Regions from separate parts of the Mus musculus genome. Here region 2 is linked to region 1. Evidence: chromatin contacts called from ENCODE Hi-C or POLR2A ChIA-PET data. All regions are on one chromosome and are shown on one strand. The core of a region is the stretch at or near the end of the contact, and the rest is flanking DNA. Distances in the headings are between cores, read along the strand shown. Region 1 holds the start of Zfp764 (zinc finger protein 764). Region 2 holds the start of Zfp689 (zinc finger protein 689).

Region 1 (3,624 bases), core at 602-3,101:
GGCTCTGCCACAGTGAGTGCAAGTGAAGGGGGTCACACCACTGTGTACCACCCGCTGGTGCTCACGGAACGCAGATCTCTGGCTGAAGCAGCGTCCACAATCAGCACAACAGTAAGGCTTCTCCCCAGTGTGGATACGGAGATGGGCAATGAGGCCAGAGCGACGTGTGAAGGCTCGGCCACAGTCAGGGCAACAATGAGGCCGTTCCCCTCTGTGTATGGCCCGGTGAGAGCTCAGGGAAGAAGACCGGCTGAAGGATTTGTTGCAGTCGGGGCAACAAAATGGTTTTTCACCTGTGTGAGTATACATGTGTGCCACCAATGTGGACCGCTGGGTAAAACTCTTCCCACAGTCAGGACACTGATGCGGCCGTTCCCCTCGGTGTATGGCTCGGTGCATGGTCAGGGAAGAAGCCCGGCCGAAGCATTTGTTGCAGTCTGGGCACTGAAACGGCTTTTCACCTGTGTGAGTGTACAGGTGCTCCACCAATGTGGGCCGCTGGGCAAAACTCTTCCCACACAAATGGCACCCGTGACGCTTGTCTGCCCTTAGGACCGTGGCTTGAATTCCACTAGCGGAGCCAGCAAATGAGAGTTGTGGCTCCTTCTGCCCAGGTTCTGGAGAAAATGTCTTCTGCATTGCTTCAGTCTCTTCTCTTGGTCTCTTCCTTTCCTTCTCGTGCCTGCAATCTGCTGGGAGACCATGAAAAAAGCTCAGACTCTGACTTCTACTGCCCCTTAATTTCCACAGCGCCACATGGGGACAGACTGGACACAGGACGGTAGAGACCACCGCATCTGAGCATGTGCGGTGCACAGATGTCCAGATGCAGCATAAAGAAAGGGGTCTGTGTGGTCCCCAATCCCAAGTGCAGTTGTCTAAGAAGCACTTGTCAGAGGTGGACAGCAAGAACTGAAGGAGACTCCAGAACGCAGTCACAGAGATAGTAGCAGAGAAGAAGTGGGAACGAGGGGCTACAACCTATACAGCCTAATGACCCTGTAGATATGAGGTGAGAGCACTGGACAGAACAATCACAGCCCCTTTTCAGATGAATCCAGGAGCCAGCCATCATGGCTTTGGCCAGGAAACAGCAAAATAAGAAGAAACTGCCAGGCAGTAAGTGCAGTCACTAGAAGACACCACACAGGCTGGCAACACAGAAGTTTCCCCAGGCAAGTACCCAGTCCTTCACCTGAGTGGACTTCTGTCCTGCACATGGCCACCTCTGGATCCTGTGCACAGGGTCCCCACACTTCGGACTCTTCCTCCACCCAGCAGATGAGTGCTGGTTTGGCGCCTCCAAGTCCTGAAGGGAAAAATAGCAAACCCACTAGTCAAGAGGACAACCCACTTGGTTCCGACCGCCCGTGCCCAGGTCTCTCTGCTGCCACGCAGGACCCACGGTGTCACGTGAGGCGCGAACACAGGCGGCCAGGAAGGTTCTCACCGAGAGAGGCCAGGAGACCATAGGTCTCGCGCATCACCTCTCGGTACAGGGCTCTCTGCGCCGGCCGCAGACACCTCCACTCCTCCGGGGAGAAGTACACGGCCACGTCCGCGAAGCTCACAGCCTCGGGTTTACAGGACGCAGGCGGAGCCCAGGCCCTTCCCCGGGCCATCCTCTGCGCCATGGGGACTCCCCGCACAGTCCCTGGGTCAGCCCCGCACGCCTGGGATTGCCTTCTCAGTTCACGGTGTCCGTGGTCGGGTACCAGGGCTGAAAAGGGACAGGAACCAGGTCTGTGGGCACCTTAATGTAGGTGAAAATTGAAAACTGATAGGAGCACAGCGGAGATTTCAGGAAGACCGCGTAAAAATGTGGACTTGGGCGCGGCATCTCAGGAACTATGCTCCCTAGCGGTCCTGCCCAGGGTTGCATTACTTGACTTCCTGCATCAATTTCTTCCAGCCCTCATCAAAAATGGCCACAGAGTCTACAAGTGCCAGTCTGAGAACAAATCCCAGGCAGACAGGCCCACATGAGACTGCCTGCCTGTGAGGACCACATACAGGGAGGGTTTTATGGTCTCAGAAGACCCACAGCCCTCTCAAGGTCAGCTAGGTGGAAGCGGCCTGTGAATAGATGTTTAGTATTTTATTTGTGGTCAGTGTTCATCTCGGAGCTAGAAGCAAGCCTGTGGAGGGAGACCTGTTAATAAGCTATTAAATGAAGCAGGCCTCCAGTTGTGGTGGTTTTATCAGCTTGGTCTTCAAATCTCAAACTAGTTGAGGAATACTGACTGCTCCTGATACAGATCAGAGATCACAGAGCTGATCTTTGATCAGCCAGGACACCTGGGACATTCCAGACCATCCAATCTTCTAAAAGGTTAAATGTACTCCTGCCCATCTGGATTTCTTTGCCTCACTCTTAGCAGGGAGTTAAGATTTCTGGGCCATTTGTGAGAGTCCGGGGAGGAATGAGGTCCAACTCACAGTAAGGATTTAAGTCTGACTCATTGTTATTTTAATATAAGAATACCTACCTATGAAAGGAATATTATCCTATTTGTCATCATTCAGAGCTGTTTGTGCTTTATAAAAAAAAAAAAGAAAAAGAAGCCAGGGATATGTTGGTGGAGGCACAGTGTGGTGTAGGTGAAGGGGGTGCCTCTGAGAGCTCATTTGAGTCCTCCCTTCCCCCCGGAGGTACCAGCTTATGATGGTACAGTATAGAATAGAGTTTATTTAAGGCATGGGGTGGAGAGTTGATGGCTTAATAGAGACAGATGAAGAGAGACAGAGAGAGAGGGAGAGAAGGAAAGGTGAGAAAAAGAGAAGAAAGAGAAAGAGAGAGAAAAGAGAAGTGGAATAGAACACATGGAGGGGGGAGGGGAATGAGGAGAGAAGGGACAGAGCAGAAGAGGGTTAGAGAGCAAGAGAGCAAAAGGTGTACACTGTAGCTGTGTTCAGACACACCAGTAGAGGGGGCATCAGATCCCCATTGCAGATGGTTGTGAGCCACCATGTGGTTGCTGGGAATTGAACTCAGGACCTCTTGAAAAGCAGGCAGTGCTCTTAAGCACTGAGCCATCTCTCCTGCCCTGAAAATAGTTTTAATCCCCAACCAACTGCACCACCAGAGTGGGAGGAGGGGTGACCCAGGGTTATGAGATCGCTATCAGCTCCCCCAGTTTCATACAGCATATACCTTCTAATGTGTGGAACAAGGCTATGGTGAACAGGATGTCGCCCTATAAATGATTGATCTTAGACAGTTTAAAGAGGCCACTGTTTTTATATGGGATGCATATGCCTTGTGTAAATTCTAAATAACTAGGCTACCCAAATATTCCCCGAGCTTGTTAGGGATTGGTGGCAGCTGCACTAGGGTCCACCCACTGTTGCAATGGTTAACATGGTGGAAGGAAGGACATGTGAGTATTGAACAGTGAAACAAAGCACAGAGAATGAATATGGGGAAAGACCAGTTACTAGTTGAAGGCAGTACTTTAAGATACAAAACAGATCAAACGTAATGGTGCTGCCGTAGAACACTGCCGCTTAGCAGCTTGAAGAACTCGGGATAAAGCTGAACCTGAGAAAAGGTCCACCTTGTTTACAAAGCGTATCCAAGGCTCTGCAGAAGCCTTCACTGATTTGAGATTTGATTTTTCTTTC
Region 2 (3,624 bases), core at 433-2,932, 42 kb after region 1:
TTTTTGGTTTTTCGAGACAGGGTTTCTCTGTATAGCCCTGGCTGTCCTGGAACTCACTTTGTAGACCAGGCTGGCCTTGAACTCAGAAATCCACCTGCCTCTGCCTCCTGAGTGCTGGGATTAAAGGTGTGTGCCACCATGCCCAGCGTGGTACATTTTCTTAATTAGTGATTGATTAAGGTTGACATGGGAGGGCCCAGCCCACTGTGGGTGGTGCTATCCCTAGGCAGATGTTCCTGAGTGTGTAAGAAAGTAGGAGAGCAAGCAGGAGGCAGCCTTCCTTGTGGCTTTCTGCTTCAGTTCCTGCCTTGATGTTCCTGCCCTGCCCTGCTTTGATGATGGATGTTTACATGAAAATATCAATGAAATAAACCCTCTTCTCCCCAAGCCACTTTTGTTCATGGTGTTTATCACAGCATAGAAACCTCTGACCAAGACAACTCCCAAATATGCAGCTGTTGGTCTAGGAGCACTTTGAGAGAGTTGTAAAAAAAAAAAACAAAAAAACCTTGGACTGTATTTCATCCAGTAGTTCACAAGCCTAGATGAACATTCCAATCAATGGGGCTTTTTCTTTTTTAAAGTCAAGAGTGAACCAGGGGCTAGAGAGAGATGTCTCAGTGGTTAAGGACTCTTTCTAGTCTTCCCAGGACCGATGGGAATTGGAGAAGTTCAATGGAAGCTAAGTCCCGGATCCTGGAAAGCAGTAGTTATCTTTTTCAAAGCTCAGTAATTCACTTATGTCAATGAAGTACCGTTTGTAGTTCGTATGCCCACAGTACAAGCAACCTGGTTAACTCTCATCAGACGACAAATTTAGATTGGGTCGACAGTTTAGGGCATTACTCAGGAAGGCAGTATGGTTTTCGTGGGTATTTTTCACTCACTTCTCTGGAATGTTACCCATCTCCGGTACTCCTGCGGATCTAGGGCTGCTGGTTCCCAGTCATCGGTATTTCGTTCCAACCAGGAGATGAGAGCTGGTTTGGGACCTGCGCATCCTGGGGAAGGAGAACCAGTCAGAGAGCTGGCCCGAAGAAAGGATGCTAAAAAATAAACGCCAACCCCTAACAAGCCGATCGCAGGTCAGGACCCTAGGCTCCCTGCCCCCACTCTACCCCGCCCTCAAGCTCCATCATCCCTTAGGCCCCGCGTAAGCAGATTGGGCCGGGCCTCACCGAGCGCGCCCAGGAGGCCGTAGGTCTCGCGCATCACATCCCGGTACAGAGTCCTCTGAGCGGGCTGCAGACACCCCCACTCCTCCGAGGAGAAGTACACGGCCACGTCCACGAACTTCAAGGCCCTTGGCCTCCTGCCCCTTTTCCGAGTAGGTCCAGCCTCTCCGACTGCCCGCAGGAGAAGCGGAGCCGAAGGTGGCGCCATCGGACCTGCTCCCCGGCCTTGCCACGGGGACCCGGAGACCTAGAAGCTCCGTCGGGAAGGCCCGGAGGAAATCTGAATCGGCTGCCTGAGGGGCCGGGCGGCCCGACACAGACCGTTATTCAGGGAACTCCCGCTGGAACTTGGGTGAGAGGCACCGGAAGATGCCTTCGGGGAAGATGGCGGCGCTGCTCCTGCACCACCGCTGCCTAGAACACAGGCAGGTTCCAGCTATCGATTTTATTGACCCGAACGCCATGCCGACTTCTTAACCTCCTTGCCCTAAAGTGTAATGGCGCTGCGAGATGGCTTCTTGCCTACTTTCCTCCTATCTATTGCATTCGTTTATTGGTTGGTAGCTGAAGATCGGGCGTTCTGATTGGTCATCAATGAAGGCGGCCCATTTGAATGAAGCCAACGGATTCTTAAGGGCAAGAAGGTGGATCCTGTGTCTCTAAGCCGGTTGTGAGAAGTCTTATGAATGGGAGGCTTTTCTTGTGTTCTCCAACGCTTGTTTGCCCTACTTGGAGAAGACGTTTCTACAGGTCTTCCAAAGGGAAAGTCACACAGTGACAACATGGATTTTTGAACAGCTACATCCTACGATCATAAAGGTGTCACAGCCAGGAATTCTGAAAAGTACTAGATGAGAAGGGAGCGGTGGTAAGGATCTGGTGCACAAAAGGCGCGTCTGGTAAAATTGAATGACTAGAATGGTAAGTTGACTGGTCTTGTACCTTGGGCAGCTCCTAAGTAGTCTATAGAAGTGAATGGCCTACCTGAGTACCAAGGAAGTTCGCTTGTTTAGAGGTGAGACCAATAGCTTTGGGCTTACCCTTTCTTTGTACAGTGGAATGCACATTTAGGCTACCAGGGGGAACAAAAGACAGATGGCTAGTTGATCCTTTCATTTATAATGAAGCAGGGAAATCACCCCTGTACCGTTGCTTTCCGAAATAGTGCAGCTGTGTCAACGTGTGTCAGGAGTGCATGGGCAACATAGACCCTGTTTTTAAATGAAGAGTGTATAGCCCAGTGGCAGGCATTTGCCTAGCATGCATGGGGCCCAAAGTTCTATAAAAGTATTTTTAAAATAGATACCCAGGACTGGGTATGAAGCCGAACCTATTGCTCCTTTCTGAATAATTATCAGGTAAGGAAGACTGCACAGAGGGTAAATAGGATTCGCACATCTAGAGGCCACACAGAGAGGCTGTGCCTTCGCTGCTGAGAGCCAGCCAAGCACCTGGACTATTCGAGTAGATGGTGTCTGAAACTTTATGTCTAGAGTCCTGGACTCCCCCCTCCATAGAGAACTACAACAAAAATCATAAGACAGCCGGGTGCAGTGGCACGCACCATTAATTCCCAGCACTTGGGAGGAAAAGGCAGGTAGATCTCTTGAGTTTGAGGACATCCTGGTCTACAAAGTGAGTTCCAGGCTATCCGGGGCTATCTCAAAACCAGCCTGCCTCAAAAAACAAATGAACAATAAAACCCCCACAAATCTGGATCAGCTTCCTCAAAATCTGTTACTAGACATAGGAATGAAATCCAAACATGGAATGTCTTCTTTGTGGCTCTAGCAACTCTTATGTTGGGCAAAACGCTTTAAGACTAATTTCTCCCCAGCTGGAGAAGTGGCTCAGTGGTTAAGAGCACTTGTTCTGGGGCTGGAGAGATGACTCAGCAGTTATGAGCACTGATTGCTCTTCCAAAGGTCCTGAGTTCAAATCCCAGCAACCATATGGTGGCTCACAACCATCTGTGATGAGATCAGATGCCCTCTTCTGGTGTGTCTGAAAACAGCTACAGTGTACTTACATAAAATAAATAAATAAGAAAAAAGAGCACTTGTTCTTACAGAGGACCCAGATTCTGTTTCTAGCACTCACATGGTGGCTAACAATCATCTGTAACTGTATTCCAAGAAATCTGCCACTGTGTCTTCCAGCAGCAGCAGGTACACATGTGGTACACAGATATACAGTCACACAAAACACCCATATTCATGAAGTAAATATTTTTTAAAAGATTCAGTCCATGGTTCATGCTCAGTGACTGCCAGCACCCAGAAATGCAACCTTAAATGTTAACACACTTTGATTTCACAGACTGCCTAAGGGATCACTTCACCATAAACCCAGACTAGGACAAGCAATATCAGTCCTAGAGAGAAGTAGAAAAACTACTTATTAATGAAAACAATAATTGCCTCCTCTTCTTTTTCAGATAGGGCCTCAT

Evidence for each region. A loop is a pair of places that touch in the nucleus more often than their neighbours do. ChIA-PET counts read pairs that join two places held with the same protein, here RNA polymerase II (POLR2A).
Region 2: a loop to region 1 is called in a map of heart, with 3 times the contacts of the local background. The contact joins the promoter of Zfp689 here to the promoter of Zfp764 in region 1. A Hi-C loop is called at or near these places in 3 of 37 maps with a recorded cell type or tissue (T-helper 1 cell, gastrocnemius and heart). POLR2A ChIA-PET finds 5 or more read pairs at or near these places in 1 of 5 experiments (Patski).

Annotation. Positions count from the first base shown.
Region 1 is chr7:127,404,971-127,408,594 of GRCm38, forward strand. Zfp764 (zinc finger protein 764) reads right to left here and starts at 1,852. Exons shown (of 3, transcript NM_146203.4): 1 at 1,451-1,852; 2 at 1,196-1,309; 3 at 1-689. The coding sequence starts at 1,634.
Region 2 is chr7:127,447,476-127,451,099 of GRCm38, forward strand. Zfp689 (zinc finger protein 689) reads right to left here and starts at 1,683. Exons shown (of 3, transcript NM_175163.3): 1 at 1,179-1,683; 2 at 888-1,001. The coding sequence starts at 1,383. It overlaps B130055M24Rik (a long non-coding RNA gene), which reads left to right and starts at 915. Exons shown (of 2, transcript XR_869949.3): 1 at 915-2,096.